Linked DNA regions of Homo sapiens: region 2 is linked to region 1. A link is an interaction called in ENCODE POLR2A ChIA-PET data of the cell type or tissue named here. Cell type or tissue: A673. All regions are shown on one strand. Each heading gives the region's core, and the rest is flanking DNA. Links, peaks and the distances in the headings are about the cores only. Region 1 overlaps BMPER (BMP binding endothelial regulator). Region 2 overlaps BMPER (BMP binding endothelial regulator).

Region 1 (8,704 bases), core at 1,777-6,776:
CTGCTTTGAGCTTCCCTTTCTAGCATCCCCATCCAGTGTTTCTTATGATTTCCATGGCAGGTGCAGGAACCTGTTGAATGTGATTTAATACAGTTGGCTCTTCGACAGTGTGGGTGCCGGGGCATTGATTCCCTGTACCGTTGAAAATCCATGTCTAATTTTTGACTCCTTATAGACTTAACTAATAGCCTACTGTTGACTGAAAGCCTTACCAATCATATAAACAGTCAATTAACACATATTTTGTATGTTCTATGTATTACATACTGTATTCTTATAATGAAGTAAGCTAGAGAAAAGAAAATGTTATTTAAAAAATCATAAGGAAGAGAAAATATATTCACTATTTAATAAGTGGAAGTTGATTATCATAAAGCTCTTCATCTTCTTTACATTGAGTAAGCCGAAGAGGAGGAGGGGTTGGTCTTGTCTCAGGGGTAGAAGAGGCAGAGGAAGTGGAAGGGGAGGCAGGAAAGGCAGGCACACTTGATGTAACTTCTATTGAAAAAATTTCTGAGTGTAAGTGGACCCATGCAGTTCAAATCCATGTTGCTCAAGTGTCAATTGTAGTTTTCTGCATGCAGGATGGTTTCAGATCTCTGTGCCTTCAAATTGGACAATTTATCTACCAGCAATGTTATTACCATCTTTAAATTTGATTAGCAGATGCTTCTTCATCCACAACAGCCTATCTCAGGTGTCATTCAACCTGAGAGGCTTTCCTGACTTACCTGGATAGGTAACTTTCCCTTGTCTTTGCTATCTTTACACCTTTGCTAGTTCTGTTTACCACATTATAATTGCAATTTGCTTGATTACACATTTACCTCCCTTCTTACATTGCGAAGAACTCCTTGAGGACAGAAGTACATTTATCCATCTCTGTATTTGTATTCTCATTGCTTAACATAGTGCTAGGCACCACAGTCTAATGATATGTACATAAAGCACGCTCTCTCTCTCCACACACACATACACACACATACACAATGAAAGCAGGGAGATCTACGGTGAAATATGCATTGTTTGAGAGCTAGGGAGTGCCCTTGTTTTTAAACAAGAAATCAAGATATGCAGTTTGACAAAGGATTTTTTTTTCCAATTGAAGTTGGTTTATAATAATTTCTATGTGCCAGGTATTTTACATTTAAGAGGCACAGTAAACCTGAGAAACAATAGGCAGAAGAGCACTTTTTTTTGAAATCAAATCACACTTCTTTAACTTACAGATGATACAAACTCTTCACCTTCAGTGGGTAAGTGGCCTGGTCAAAGTCACTCCACTACATTAGAGCTCTGGAACCCAGGTCCAGTTTTGAAACTGTTGGTTCAGTCCCTTGGTGAGCACAGAACACACTTGAGGAATCTTGTCCTGAGGTGGTGCCTTTGCTCTTAACTTTTACCCTCTGACCAAAGATATCATGCCTTTACGTTAAGTTCCAAAAGGTGGCATAAAGCCGTGGAGGAGACCCAAGAGAGCACTATTAGTGCAGGTTGCAAAGAGGTAGAGGGCAGGAAGAAGGAAACTGGTGGTTCGTGGGGAGCTGGGCGGTCTTGCCACATGCTGGTGGAGTGGGCTCATCAGTCTCTGGAACGTGAAATCATAAATCCTTGGGAGGTAGGGGTTACGTGCCATAGTTTCCACAGTGCCCTGATATTCTAGTCTAGATACTTAATCAACAAATCACAATTTGAAGTGAATGAAAGATTTATTGCAATAAATTAAAATAGGGTACCTTACAGACTTTGACACAGATAGTTATGAGTTATGAAAGGAAGGCCAGGTAGGATGTTTGGTAGAGGCGAAAATCATTTTTAATTTCTATTTTGCCTTTGGGCCCCCAGGACTCTACTGTGGTTTGCAAGAGGAAGTGCTCCCACCCTGGTGGCTGTGACCAAGGCCAGGAGGGCTGTTGTGAAGAGTGCCTCCTACGAGTGCCCCCAGAAGACATCAAAGTATGCAAATTTGGCAACAAGATTTTCCAGGTATGTCATGAGACAAGCACATGGGAACTCCTGTATTACTACGCTGACAATTAAAAAGCTCCAGACACTAGGCAGATTGGGTTATCCCATAATTTCTATATACATATACAAATGTATATGTGTGCATATATTAATAGAATGTATTTATATTACAGTATTATATATACATTTATAGTTAGAATCAAGTGCAGATAGGGGCAGAGAATCAACCGTCTGAAAGATGTTTTTCTTGACTATATTTTTGCTGAAATATGTTAAGCCTGTAAAACCTGCCTGAATACCTAGGAGTACCTCATCTCGTTGGAGATGCTCAATGACATTTGTCAAGGTGATGATCCTTGTCAAGATCCTGATGGATCTATACAGCTTGAAGCTTTTAGAAGTTTTTCACAAAGCTACCTTTGCAAAGAAAAATTTTCTCATTTGGAAGATATTCAGATAAGGATGTTAATAGTGTATGTAGTTGAGCCAGGTGAGAGAGCTCTGCCCAGCTGAATGGAAAAGGTTGTCTTTTGGCCATCTGTTACCAATCTCAGGTGTATTTTACATTATTCTCTGAGGACCCCAAGTGGGAAACAGTGCAATGGCCATTTAAACTTCAAAATGCAAGATGGTTGGCTTTGTCCAAAGTACCTCCTATCTAGTCCATTTTCCCTAGGGGTGGAAGGAGTCAAATCACTCTCTACCGAAGCTGTCACCTCATGATACCCATGAGAATCAAGACCCACATAAACAAGTCAGTTGTGGTAGCTCTGCAGGCATGCTGCACTGAGCCACACTTCCTATCACACTGAAGTAGTTGGAGGGAGAGGTCTTGGTTCTGATGGAATAGTAAGAAGACATGAAGTGTCGCATGGTCTCACTTATAAGTGGGAGCCAAATGATGGGATCATGTGGACATGGGAGAGGAACAACACACACTAGGGCCTGTTGGGGGGTAGGGTGGAGGGAGGGAGAGTATTAGAAAGGATGGCTAATGCATGCTGGGCTTAATAACTAGGTGATGGGTTGATAGGTGGAGTAAACCACTATGGCACACGTTTACCTATGTAACAAACATGCACATCCTGCACATGTACCCCAGAACTAAAAATAAAATAAAAAAAATTAAAAAAGAGAAAACAACTGAGGACAAAAAAACACATAAGGTGTCATGCCCAGTGAAGGGGGAGGCATGTGTGTTGTGTTTACATCAGACTTTCAGAGATGCTCATATGTCCTCTTGATATAAAGTCGCCTCCTCCTCTGTCTCCAGAACACCCAGATGAAATAGCCTCACTCTCACTCTCACCATGGTGCTGTGTGCAATGCACTTTTTTTTTTTTTTTTTTTTAGATGGAGTCTCGCTCTGTCGCCCAGGCTGGAGTGCAGTGGTGTGATCTTGGATCACTGCAACCTCCACCTCCCGGGTTCAAGTGATTCTCCTGCCTCAGACTCCTGAGTAGCTGGGATTACAGGTGCATGCCACCATGCCTGGCTAATTTTTGTATTTTTAGTAGAGATGGGATATTGCCATGTTGGTCAGGCTGATCTCGAACTCCCGACCTTGTCGTCCACCCTCCGTGGCCTCCCAAAGTGCTGGGATTACAGGCGTGAGCCACCGCGCCCGGCTGCAATACACTTGTAAGTCACCTTGTAAAAACGGTTCCTTTAAATGACTGAGGCTTAAAATAATTCACGGAGACTTGGATTCCTAGAAATGTGTACTCAGAGAACTTGGAACAGTCAGGTGTCCTTTAAGGCAGATTCAGTTAGGTCTTTCTTGAAAGGCACTAGAGGGTAGACAGTCCTTAAAATAGCTTCAAAAAGTCAGGAAGGGAAAGAGGCAGGGGAGTCATCAAATATCTCAACTGTTTCTGTTTTTAACAAAAATCTGCTGCTTGGATCTGCAAGCTCAGGAAGGAATCCTTGTTTTGTTTTCAGCCCAACTCTGTTGTCTGTGATCTTTTTTACCCACAAGCAAGGATGCACATCCCTGCCTGTCCTCCAGAGGTACAAGGGCTTTTTGTGGTATTTGGCATTCACAGATTATACCTTTCATGAGTGAAAGAAATTCCTCAAATAGCTCTTTCTGTCTGAGCAAGGATCTAGTCTAGGAAATGTGTCCCAAAATGCTGCCCTGCATTTTAAGAGGAGAGGACTAGATAGGCAGGGACAGGATATCCATGGCACTTGGAGTCTTCTCTCTGAGCTCTGCATTTTCAGTGGCTTGCCCATCAAGTGTCTGTCTGAGCACTGGGAGTCATTTGAATTAGCCTGTCTTCTATGCATGTCCTGTATGGGCCAGAACCATGGCACATCTGGTAATTAACCACCTCTGGACATCTCAATTAACTATTGGTGCTTGGGACAGCTTAAATATTTTAGTCTTATCAAACGGGAAAATTAGATTTCTGTCATTGTATCATGTATGAAAATTCATGCTTGGTTTTCCCCCAGGGTGGAACTAAGTAAACAATGCATGACAACAAGACATAAATATGACTTGGTTAAACACACAATAATTATTTTTATATCCAGGAGGGGGAACACACACACACACACACACACACACATGCTTGCACACAATCTGAAATCTTCACTAATCTTTATCTTAAATCAGTTGGATGTAGACAGACACCTGAGTCATTTAGTCTAATGATGGCGTCCCTCACTCAGGGCAAGAAATGCTTTCCTCCATGGAGAGGTTACAGTCTGTTGCCTCAACTCCTGTCAGCCTCCAGCTGCTGACAGGATCCTGTGCCCTCTCTTGTAGGATGGAGAGATGTGGTCCTCTATCAATTGTACCATCTGTGCTTGTGTGAAAGGCAGGACGGAGTGTCGCAATAAGCAGTGCATTCCCATCAGTAGCTGCCCACAGGTATGTTTGGAACACAGATTGACTTTACCTTAGCGTCTTGAGAAATGTCCTGTGTGTGGCACAGTCGCATGCCATCTTCCGAACACAGACTCCAGCTCCCCCAAAGCCTCTACATTCCTGACTAGTCAAATGCCTCTTGCAAAGTTTGCTCATTCTTCTTGCAGATTTTTTCCTTGCATGAAAATAGCTCTGCTTTGCTCTTGTCCCAATTCTGATTTCTTATTGACATCTCCCATTCATTCTGTAAAATTTCTCCAACTCCTGCAAGATCTCTTTCTTTGTTTTCTTTTGCCAGGTTTTGTTTAACATCGTAACTGTCTTTTGCCTTTTCCTCTTTTCTCTCCCTTCTCAAATCAGAGCTTTCCTCTTATAGCCATTCAAAGTAATATGTGGTTTATTTATTAATACTTCCCCAAGGGGTTTCTCCTGCCTCACGGCATCCCCGATTTCTTTGCTGAAGTTTTCTCTCTCTAATCCTGGCCTCCATTGTAGCCCCAAATGGAAATAGCATCCTTATGGAAATATCTCTTTTCAAAAACTCATAGCTCCAGCACACTGAATAAAGCAACCATTATCTTCTAAAGCATGAGGTTCATTGAATTCACCTCAGCAACTTGAAACCTTTTAAAGTTTTATACATTTTGGGAAGGTGTCAAACCTATTCAACACCTTCCCGTGAATGAAAAAATATATCCATATATTCAGGACATGTCCTCCCTTCTCTGTTATAGACAGCTTTTAATTTTATTCACATCTGTTATTATTATAAACAAAAGTTGCTGTTTTTACTTGACTGCCAAATGAGGCACAAAAAACAACAGCTGTTGCTATTGCACAACTGAATAAAGAGGAGAGGAAAAAAAGAAAAAAAAAAACCCTAATTAGTCTTGCTTTAAAAAGCCTCAGACATAAAACTGAAAGCCTCCCATAAAAGAAAAAAAAAGAAGATACAATAAGTAGACTTGAACATGGTCTGCTTATAAATATTCATTGGGAAAAATGGGATCACATCATTATGCCAGTCCTCCGGGAACCCTCGCTGCTAATGAACTCTTGCAGCACATGTTAGTAATAATGGGCTTCCTTATTCTACAAGACAAAAACAGGATGCTGTGCCAACCTGGTGGCTCAAGTAACTAGCCTCAGCAGGCCGCCGTGGAGTTTCCAGCTTCACTTGAATTCTGCCACTTGTAGCTGGATTGATAGTTTTCATTGTGCTCTTGCTGGGGGAGGGGATGGTGGGGGGAGGTCAACGTTCTTTATGTCACTGGTGTCTCATTAGCCTTTCATCATTGTGGACCACATTTGGGCCAGGGGCATCCATTCCTCCAAGCAGAGGCCTTTCCCTGCCCCACCCACCCCCTCCACGCCTTGTCAAAGCTTGTTGGTGCCCCTGCCAAGGCCCCGGCCTCAGGGGCCACCTTTCTGTTTCTAGGCTTCCTTCCAACCACTCCTCCAGTTCACACTTTCCCTTCTCGGGGGCCAGCAGGAGGTCTTTGGAAGATAACTCAGCTCTATCTACCATGGAAATCTTGTTAAAAACTTACTTCCCCTCCCCTACATTGCCTGGGGAAATTTTGGAAAAAAAAAAAAAAAAGAGATAGAGAGGAGGAGCTTGTATTCCCTGCTCTGTCTTTCCTGGCTACTGCATATTCTCTTTTTCCAGATGTAAATGTTTCTTGTGGAAGAAGGGTTTTATGATTGGATTCCTTGTCAATCCTGCCTCTCCTCCCCCATCCTGCAACTCCCCCAGAGGCAAAGGAGTGCCATTTGTGAGAAGGGCTATGAGGGCTGAAGTGGGGACTGGGTCATCAGGACACTGTCATCTCTCCATCTCTAATACGTACTGAGATTTTATAGTGACAACACTAATCTCATTTAATGCTAACATCACCCCTCTGAGGTGGGTGGTATTTCTAGACCCTGCTTATGGAAGAGCCTGCAGCATGACCAGAGTCTTACGGCTAATTGCATATTACACAGGTGCTCTGACTTTACAGCTTGTACCTGATTTATTCCCCCATCTAATTTAGTGATATCATCACTGCCACTTTCATTTTCTGAAGACGAGAGATGGAAGTTTCCACCGAGATGTGGATGTAGGGAATCGTAGTCACATTTGTTTGGAGTCTTGGCTTTAAGGTGGCTCTGCTGCATTGGGATAAAGCACCTTAATCCTCTTGGGGCCGTCATTCCCTGGGCCTGAGCTGACCTCATTTGGCTTCATCTGCAACTGCTTTCAGTCTTGAGAAACCAAAAGAGACCCCTGTGCCAAATTGCAATTGACAGCAGAGCTCTAGGCAATGAAAATATGTTGTGATGCCCCCACACTATGGGATGACTGGCTGGGGCTGAGTTTTAAGTCTCACTCAAAGTTGTCAAAGCCTTTAATGTATCATTTAGGCCTAGCTGATGCAAAAACAAATCAGACCTGATTAAAGATCTTCAATAATTAACCAGAATCCTTTAAGTCAATCTGATTCTTTCTTTTTGAGTACTTAAGCCTACTCTTGATGGAAATGACCAGTAGTGAGTGAGTGAATGAGCAGTGTGTGAGCCATGTGGCTTTGACATGAGCCTTGGCAACCTCTCCATGGTCTCTGTTTCCTTAGTTCCCTGTAAACAGGGGATAAGGACAACTGCATGTGGAGGGTTATTGTGAAATTTAAATGATAAAGTATGAGGAATGCATAGCACTCAGTCTAGTGTATAGCAGATAATAAATATTAAATTATATTCAAGAGAAAGGACTCAAGAGGACAAAACTGCAGTGGGAAGAAAATGTCCTTTAGGGTCAGACAAAATTAGGTTTGATTTTTGGTTCTACTACTCTTGTGTTGCATGACCTCAATTTCTTCACCTATAAAAAGGGAAATACTCAGCTCATAAGGTTCTTGTGCATCTTAATAACAGTGATTATAAAATCTCTAATGTTCATTAAATCTTAATAGGTCATAAGTATTAAATCCTTATCACTAACCCAATGTTATCACATAAGTAAAATATCGAATAAGATATTTGTTATATAGCAAGTGCTCCCTAAATGTTAAACTTCTTCTACATTTCTTTTTCTCTTTGATTAACCACTGAGTCAGAGATAAGACAACTGATTTTCTGATATGAGTCCTGAGAATACGTCACCTCCTTTAAATGTCATGCATTAAAAAACTCAAAAGTTGTGCAATGTAGGAAATTGCAGTGTATTTCCAGAAAGGTAATGAAGCATTACTCAGTGTTTCAAAATTCTCAGCTTCCTTGGCTTTGAGTGCATAACAGTGATTCAACATGGATAACATACCATTTTCTGAAACAAGAAATCTGACTGAATTTGATCTGTAGCACAGATATTGCCCATATCCATAGTGCTGATGATTCCTGAGCTTGGATTACAGTTTATTGTTTAAGCTTCTCCAACAAGCAAAGACAGAAAGAAGGTCTTGTAGGGTTCGCTAGGTTGACAGATAATTCTCATTTTTATGTGTGTGCCCTTGGTCTCTAAAGGGCTAGATTTGGGTATCAATGAAAAGGTTGAGTCCAGACTGTCTTCATCTTCCTTCCATGTGAGAAAAATCACACTAGTGAGCCCTTTAGGTATTATATTTCTTGGAGGATAAAAACAGGAAAGCTTGCTGAATGACTTTGCCTGGCCTTAGAACCTGATACTTGAAACTTCATTTTCACCATCTTCATCACCATCTGGGCATTGAGTTCAAATACAGCTTGGACTGATTTCATTGGTTTATCTTGTATTAGATTTTAAAAAGATATTTGTCCTCAGGAGACCCTGTTTTTTTTTTTTTTTAAACAGTAACTTTGTATTTGTTTTTCTTCTGATTAGGGCAAAATTCTCAACAGAAA
Region 2 (8,704 bases), core at 1,726-6,725, 98 kb after region 1:
GATAAATAAATAATGCACCAGTGCTTACTATGAATCTATACAGAAAAATGTTCATTATAGAGTCAAGTAGTTTAAAGTTGGTTTTATTTAGATGTTTTGTTTCATACAACTTGGTTTTTGAATAGTAAGAGCTGATGAGAAGTCATTGATTACTCGCTGGATAGAATGTGTTCTCTCATTTGTTTCTAACCAGTGCAATGGATATTTGAGAAGCCTTCATAGAATTTATTTTATGGTGCTTATTAACTTTCTTTTACTTAAATATGATCAAAGATCAACATTTTGTGGCAACTCTAAATGCATAACTTGAAAGACTCAAATTGAGGCCCGTTTGCTGGCAAACCAGTTCTATCTTTAAATTTTACAATTACACGATTCCTTACCAGGTATTATTCTGCAAACAGCATAAACAATAGAGGCATTGAAGCTGAGAATGTCTTCCATTGTTATTACTTTTGTTTAAAGGAACTTTAAATGAAGATGGAATTGTTATTGGTGTTCTTGGAGGGTCCCTGATCTAAATTCCTACTTGTGTCAACATTCCTATTCTTGAGGAATGAGGGGCGGCCCCTTCAACTGTCACTGGATGTAACTCAGATGGAAAAGGCTGTGTGTCAGAAAACTTCCAGAATGTTTGCATTATTTTTTTCTGACAAGTCTAGTCATGAATTTTCAGGATCTCTCATAATTTTGTGAAAATCACTTTGCCTCTAAGTCAATAAAGATAGTAAATTGGCTGTGACGTGGCAACATCATCATTTTTATATTGTTTGACCCAGCCAGCTGCTGTCCTCCCTGCAGTCACATATCTGACTTTTCTCTATTTGGCTTACCCCAGTCTTGCTCCAACATGCCTTAAATTTATTAATTTAACACACGATTACATTGATTAAAATATGTCACACATTCCCAATATCCTTGGTAGGTTTTTTCTCTGTGGGTAATTTCATATATTTGAATATTGATGTAGTTGCACAAAATATTCCTATTCATCACAGCTCAATAGCTGAAAGGACTATTTGCAGCAGATGTTTTATACTATTTAGTTATTTGTACAATAACTAAATAGCCTTAAAGATTTTCCTATAGGCTTACACATTTATAGTTTATCTTATCTAAGAATAAGATAAATTCTTGTTCAGATCTACCTGCATTTGTTTTTATAGATGTAGCTGATTCCCAGAGTGTTTGAAGAATGTTGGGTGTTTGTCATTCTCTTGTTAAAATGCAAATGTGATCCTGAGCTATGGAAACGTCCATGAAGTGTCATGAGCCTGCAAGAACGGCATCTGGCTGAGGGTGAATTAATGGGGCCTTTCTCCATGTTATGCCTTTGTCTCCTTCTCTTTTTCAGCCACCCAGTGTAAGCATGGTGCTGTGTACGATACCTGTGGTCCGGGATGTATCAAGACGTGTGACAACTGGAATGAAATTGGTCCATGCAACAAGCCGTGCGTTGCTGGGTGCCACTGTCCAGCAAACTTGGTCCTTCACAAGGGAAGGTGCATCAAGCCAGTCCTTTGTCCCCAGCGGTGACCTTTGTTTCGATCCTTAAGACTCTGAAATCTGGTGACTTTGACACTGAAGCGGAAGAGCCAATGAAGGACTGCAGTATTTGTGTGCCCGATTCTGTAAACACACACACACAGAGTATATATGTGTATATATATATAGATATATTCAAAAACATTGCATCATTTATATGAACTATAGGGGGATTATTATATGTATATTTTTTGCTATAAGACATGTATTGTTTCTAGGATCCTAACCTGTAAGCCATTGAACATGTTGTATAAATACACCAGGTGTTTTTAATTTAATAAGGTGGCATGCAGATACATTGGATAGTGTTAACATCACATACATTTGTCATTTTTAAGGAAGTTTTCTAAGAGCCCTCAATTGCCTGCCTGTATTAATTTTAGTTTTGAGTCAGGATTTGTAATGGAGTGGGAAATGTGTTTCTCTGGAGAAGGGCACATTTATCTAGGGGCATTTCAGGTTTCCAAAGAAAGGAATGTATGCCTGGGAAAGACAGCAGGAGATTGGTGACCGGCCCTAATGGTGCATGAAAAGCGAGTGATAGGCTGTTAGAATGTATTAGGTCATGGGCTAACATTATTTCCAAAATTGATTGGCTGGTTGCCAAGAAATATATATTTGTCACTAGGGCATAACCGAAGAATCAAGTGATTTCTTGCCATCCTTGCGTAGTCCTCAAGTCTTCTAATCATCTATGTGTGTATGATGGATGTGACCATTTATATGTCATGTGTTGAAATTAAAGGGTGTCTGGATGCCATGTTAATTTTATTGAGCATGAGAAAGTATTTGAAGAAACTGTTGCACAACATATGATGAAATTTTGATTTCTCTGAATCTCAGAGTAATTTAAGATGGGCAAATCCAATGAGTTGATGTAACCCATCTACATTTTGTGGCTATTTCATGTATAAAATGAAAGGCTTTAGTTATTTCTAGAGGAGTCCCATCCAACACTATTTGGCGACTGTTAATATGTTATAATTATTAGACAGTGGAAAAGCCTTTATTGACTAATTGATTTAACCTCAGTCCAAAGAACAGTCTCTATACTTGCCCTCATTTACTGATAGGCTGCTACTAGTTACCATTTGATTGTCTTGACTTTCGTCTTCAGTTGAATTGGTGAAAACATCAACAAAAACAAAACCCACTGTGTCTTAAAATAAAATGTTCTGCATTGTAGTCAATAAAGGGCTTAAGATGTAAAACAATGCATTTTCTCTCTCAAGATGTCCTGTGTTATACTTTACAATTAGTTGTATCAACTTCAGATTCATTAAATTTTAACAGCTGTATTTAGTTATAATTTTTGTATCTTACAACAGTATATATAAAGACTATTATTAATAGACAAAAGCAAACCCACGTTTTTGACAAGCCAGCATATTGCCAATGCTCGTCAAAGACATTTATGTTTCTTTTACATTCATGACAGCTAAAGTATTAACTTGGAATTTTTTTTTTTTTTTTTGACTGGAAAATCCCTAGTTGTTTGAATTAACTGAATAAAGTGCAGGGCGTAATAGTGACTGGCTGGGGGCACTGGGCCTTTGTGTTTTTTTTCATTCCTGTGTTTGGATACTAATCACCCTCGTATCTGCAGCCTGAGGTAGTCAGGTCATTGTTTCAATGCTGCCCTTGGAAAGAAGACTTTGACTTAGGTGCTTTGGGATCTAAGTGTGGTTTGTGACTATCCCCATTATTTAAGCATTTGGGGGTCTCACTTTTGCTTATCTGTAACACAAAGAGGCCATGTAGTATAGTGAGCAGGGTTGAGAATCGGGAAAACTAGACCCCTGCCACTAACAGGCTAGGAGACTTTGGGCAGTAATGGGAGGCACTGAGGGTTTGCAAATACTTTCCTACTTGTAATCTCATTGATTCCCTGCTCTGCCCTGACAGGAGGGGTAGGGAAAATCAGTTGACGTTGCCTGGTGGTTCCTACCTTCTGTAAAACGAACAGATTCCTTAAGATTAGCTTTAAATCCCTTTTCAGTTCACTGTTGGTTCTCATCTTTGAAAGAGGGCAGCATAAGGGAAATGATGGAGAAGGGAGAATTGTGGATGGTTATTTATAGCTCATGATTCATCCAAGGACTGAGTTATTCTCCCCATGAGGCTAACCGGCCTCTTTCCCAACACTTAATCATGGCAGCCAGGATGGGTGAATGATGAAAGCTCTTCTGCATGAGCCGGTTTCATCATCTTGGGTGGGTTGATTACAAGTTTGTGTGGCATTCCTTTAGCTGGGGATTAGCTTAATCTCTGTACATTTTTCTCATTTCTAATTGAAGAAGAAAGGGAGGGCAGAGAGGACAGAAAATTACTTGGGTTTACTAATTCAAAGAGCCATCTCTGATGGGAGAGGGTGAGGAAATCAGCTGAATGGTTGGCCTGCATATTCTTTTTTAGGCCACAGGCTACAGCTGAGCAATGGCTTAGTCTAATGATTGGGCACAATGAGGATTTACCAAGTGCTTCAATGAGAGCAGTCCTGTTTCATTCACATGGGATGTTTTCAATTGGTTCTTCAACTAAGCTCTTGCAGAGTGAGATGACTTGAAATAAAAATGTTCTATGAATATTGAATTTGATGAGAAACAAGCACCCTCAATGAAGAACAAGCATAATTATGATTCTAATTGCCCATTGTTGGTACTCAGTAAAACTAAGTTCTTTCTTCTCTCCCTCTGTAAATAGGAATATTTGAGGGTCCTGACCTAAAATTTTTTAGCTGGGAAGAAAAGATATCTCTTTGGCATCGACAAGAGCAATTTTTGTTAAAACTGTGGTACACTAAGAATCACTAACTCTTCAGGTTGAAGGCCTCACTCATCTTAACTCGTTGACTGCTTCCTGACCATCAGACCGTCCTGTAAGAGGGCATCTTTCAATAAGAACGAGAAAGACCCAGGAGGTTGACTAGCTTCTCCCAGCTTTCACTGAAACACGGATAAACCATTTCAACTGGAAAACTCTTCCTTTTTATGAGATATTTCAGACACACAAAAAGGCATAGAGAAAAATGTTGCAAACATCCATGACTACATTACCCTAATTAAGAAACATAACCTGGTAAGTAGTCAATAAATTTTTCTTGAATCAATAAATAAAACCTAATAAATGCTGTCTCATGGTTGCACAGCTGTTTGTGGATTTGTTCAGTTTGAGCCTGACTGCATTTCTCTTCACTTTGCCACTCTTTGTCTTCACATTCATCTGGATCTGACAAGTAACAAGGACATGAGCTGGAAAGCTCTTGGAGTGGGAGGAGGAGACTGCCTTCAGGGATAGGCGCCAAGGTATTTTAATTAGCGATCTCCTCCAAACATAACTCTCAGGAGCAAGCAAAAATAATCTCTGATTCTACATCCTGGAGTACAAGCTTTGCAAAACTTGAGATTTTAATTCTGAAAAATGACAAGTTTCAAGTGGGCCAGAAGGAAACAACAGGGAAAAGGAGCAAATGCTGATGATTATTCTGACGTTGAGTTAAGAACCCGGACATTCATTTCTTTAAGGGGCTCTTTCTGGCTTTACAATCATGTTGCTACACTGGATTTATTTAAACCAGTTGAATGACATGAACATGCATCAGATCCATTTTTATTATGGTCCCCTTTCAGATTAATTTGAGCAAGCTAGCTTGGAAAAGGTCAATGTGGTGGAAAAGGATGAGAAATTTATATTTAGAGAAACTTGAAAAGTAGGAAGGTGTTTCAGGTAGAGGGAGAGCAAATCTCCTGGTAACAAATAGCTGCATACCTGGGGCTGCACCATAAAAGGTGCAGGCTGAAGGGCAAGGGTGAAGCTTGTAGGTGTGAGATGTGGCTGGGAGGTGGGAGTGGGGTCTTAGGGGGCTGGGGTCTTAGCTCCTTGTCATGTCACATGACTAGGTCGCATCTGTCTAGGTACTGGGCTAAATAGACTGAGGTGCTTGGAGCTAGATGTCACATCTGGGGAATCTTAGGTCCTGTCCAACTGCCTTGAGAGTGGAGGAGGTGCCAAAATCTCCATCACACATTCTCCACATGGCTCCCTGGTGGGCTGAGGCACCAGATGGGTAGGTCTGCTCCAGCTATGAGTGGTGTTAAGCAACAGAGTGATGTGACCAGCCAGGCCTTTGTTTCAGTGAGATCAGTGACTGCAATGAAAGTGGATTTCCAGTCAAAAGACTAGGTGGGAGTCCCCTGAGATAGTCCAGGTGAGAGATGATAAACCCCAAGACCACGAGGTAGGAAGTAAAAAGGGGAGAAGTTTGTGACAGATTGGATGGTGGATAGGCCAGTCTCTGGCTTGAGTAACTGGGTGGCGATGATGGTGCCAATTTCCCACAGAAGGAACACTGACAAGGGAATATATCTACAAGAATTTCTACTGTCAATCAAAGTGTTTTCTGCTAAGCTGTATTTGCTTTAATTCAACAGACATTCTGAACATTAGGTTTAAGACATGGTCCTTCCGCAGACAGTCACGGTGCAGGATGAATGGCTTGTGGTACGAACCAGAGGGCCATACCACTGGCCGTGGGAGCCTCAGGAAGCCCCATTTGAGGTTTTCTGTTTGGGAGAGTGTCAAGAGTGCCAGAGAAAGTGACTACTGAGATGAGTCTTGGTAGAGGACTAAGTAGCCTTTACCTTTGCAAAGATGTGTGTGTGTGTCTATGTGTGTGTGTGTGCATGTGTGTGTGTGTGTGTGTGTGTGTGTGTGAATTTTCAGGAGTGGAGTAGTCTGGGCATTTAAAGAACAGGTAACTAAGTAGATAAGGAGAGAGACAAACAGGCAGTGTGGGTGTGCAGGGAACAACAGGCTTTGGGTTCTGCTGAGGTGTAACAGATTCACAGAACTTTTTTGAGCTGTGACAATGCAACTTACACACCCTGGGAGGCTTTTTCAGGCTTCCCTTGGTTTCTAGTGGGATCCACACAAGTAGGGCTTGAGGCATTTTGTTATAAGACACCTTGCCTCCTGCACCAGGCTGTGTTTGTGTTTCCTTCATCTGTCTTTTGAGCATCTAGAGAGGGAAGGGAAGGAAGAGGCTGCTAACAAGAGCGTTCTTTCTGACCTTCAGTCTTCCACTGCATGAAGACAGGCATTGGTTGCTTTAACAGAACTGTTCCAAGGTAAATACATTTCACCACTGCTTTTGTTGACTTGCTTGACTGTAGGCTGATGGATAGAGGAGGCTTAGAGTCTAAACAGCTGGTCCTGCTAGTGTCGCCAGCTCGGGTGACACCTATGAGTAAAACGCCAGGAAACACAGCTTGCCCGGAGTTCTGTTGGAACAATTCTGTCATGTTCTAGCCACTTTGTGTCATAACCTAGCTTAGGCCTTAAAAACTTACATAAGCTACTTCTCTGCTTCTTCCAACGGGAACTTGGCTAACTAAGTTATTCCCCTGAGAAGTTTCTTCAGCTGTGAAATTTGGGGCTTAAGGAAATGTTTGTAGTGATGAAAAAGATTCACCTTGGCTCCAAGAGCGTAAATACCATTTATTATATTGTCATTTTCACCACGTTCCTATATGTAAGTTAAAGAATCAGATCCTGAACAGCTCCTTCTGGCTCCAGTGGTTAGGGGGGCACTGGGGAGGAGAAGGAGGCAGCAGACTGGCTGGGTTCCCTCCATGCCAGCAGGCTGCCTTGTGACAACGTGAGCCTGCAATGCGTTCCGGTCTGACCCCTTGTGGGCACTTCCGTGAAGAAGGTGGTTCAAAGGGCCCTCTCTACTCGGTATGAATTCCCATTTTGCTCTTGAAGACAGTCAGGCCAGGGGGATTCTGTCTTCCTAAACTTATTTGCTCACTTCACTATTTCTGAGAACAAACAGGCAGTCAGAAGAAAATGAAAGCTGGAAGGAGAAGAGAAGATTCAGGTTTATCCACAGCATCTACCATTCCAGACACACCCCAGGAACCTTAGAGGGAACACAGGACAACTGGCTTGATCGCACTGAAAAGCATTCTCCATTCTGTTTTATGGGGTGATGCTTGAGGAATATCTGCTTTCATAGTCAAAGCAATGCAGCCTAAGCAATGTCATTTCCATGATGATCCACACACTGTCCTGATCCTGTGATTTTCTGAGATGTATTTGAAAGAATTTTTCTGATGATCTGTGAACATGCAAAGACACCCGACTCCACCAGGCCCTGGCAGGAGAATTTAGACCCCAAACCAGGGTTGACTTGCCTGTTGAGAGCACAGTAACTCAGAGCAGGATTGCCTCACCCTTTCTTTGCTTTGTCATGGAGGTTCAGGCCATAGAATGGTTGGGTTGCTTTGGTTAAAGAAAATAAAGATGGCAGCTAGAAAAGCCTCCCGGTGGAACCAGAACGTCCAGCTGAGCTGGGAGGTGTTTGCTGTGCCTGGACTGCTCCGGAGGGTCAGAGTGGATTCATCAGTTTCTCCCTCTTCTTTGGGAAAGGTCAGCAAAGAAGAGAAGGCATTTTCCATACAAATGAAATTATTTCCAAATCTGTTATTTATTTCCTTTGGTTTTAAGTAGGGGGAAAAACTGTAAAAATGTCAAAGAACAATATGGTGCACATTTTAATTTTTTATCATAAAAATCTTGGTAAAATAATTGTTTTCAAAAATTTTGGAAATCTTGTTTTATTGGATTCAAATTCTATCTAATTTCACTTAATAATTGTAAATTATTTTTACAAGCTACTTTTTTTATAAGTAGGTTTCCAGTGCATATATTCTGAATGCGATTTTGCAAAGCAAAATTTGTTTTTCTTGAAATCGGTTCCATGACTTATTGTTCATATCATTAGGCCAATTTGACTGTTTTGTGAGAGCGAGTGTATTGAAATGTTTGCCTAAATAATGTGTATGAATATTATCAACCCCACATCACTTAACATGTGTTATCTTTATAGCAGTAATGCTTGCAACTTCATTTGTTTCTTGCATCGTTCATTTGTTAGGCTCCGAGCCTAAGTACACAACTCTTTTTACTATGAAATAAGAGGCCCAGTAGGAGACAGGGAGAGACTGTGAGGCAAACAGCAAAGATGCATCAGATACAACCACAGAGATATTTTTGCATCACAGTCTGAGAGGAGCTGCTTCACACAAGAGTCATGCAGTTGTGGCTTTATCTATGTCACCTCCGAACAACTGGAAGGAAATAAAATCCAGTTCCAAGA

Evidence for each region. Peaks named below come from ENCODE experiments on the same cell type or tissue, not always from the same donor. Only the 100,000 strongest peaks of a DNase experiment are listed, where the experiment ranks them.
Region 2: POLR2A ChIA-PET joins it to region 1 with 5 read pairs; 2 of 35 experiments call an interaction of 5 or more read pairs at or near these places.

The regions. Positions count from the first base shown.
Region 1 is chr7:34,053,318-34,062,021 of GRCh38, forward strand. It overlaps BMPER (BMP binding endothelial regulator), which reads left to right. Exons shown (of 15, transcript NM_001365308.1): 9 at 1,846-1,986; 10 at 4,742-4,846; 11 at 8,685-8,704. Among named protein-coding and RNA genes, the nearest start is that of BMPER, 150 kb to the left of the region's middle. RefSeq lists enhancers at 5,033-7,082, 5,741-6,649. In A673, for the core only: no CTCF peak of the experiment used is centred there; DNase peaks (open chromatin) are centred at 5,914 and 6,324; H3K4me3 peaks cover 254 bases; H3K27ac peaks cover 3,164 bases.
Region 2 is chr7:34,151,738-34,160,441 of GRCh38, forward strand. It overlaps BMPER (BMP binding endothelial regulator), which reads left to right. Exons shown (of 15, transcript NM_001365308.1): 15 at 1,355-4,690. The coding sequence ends at 1,536. Among named protein-coding and RNA genes, the nearest start is that of BMPER, 250 kb to the left of the region's middle. In A673, for the core only: no CTCF peak of the experiment used is centred there; a DNase peak (open chromatin) is centred at 3,714; H3K27ac peaks cover 1,553 bases.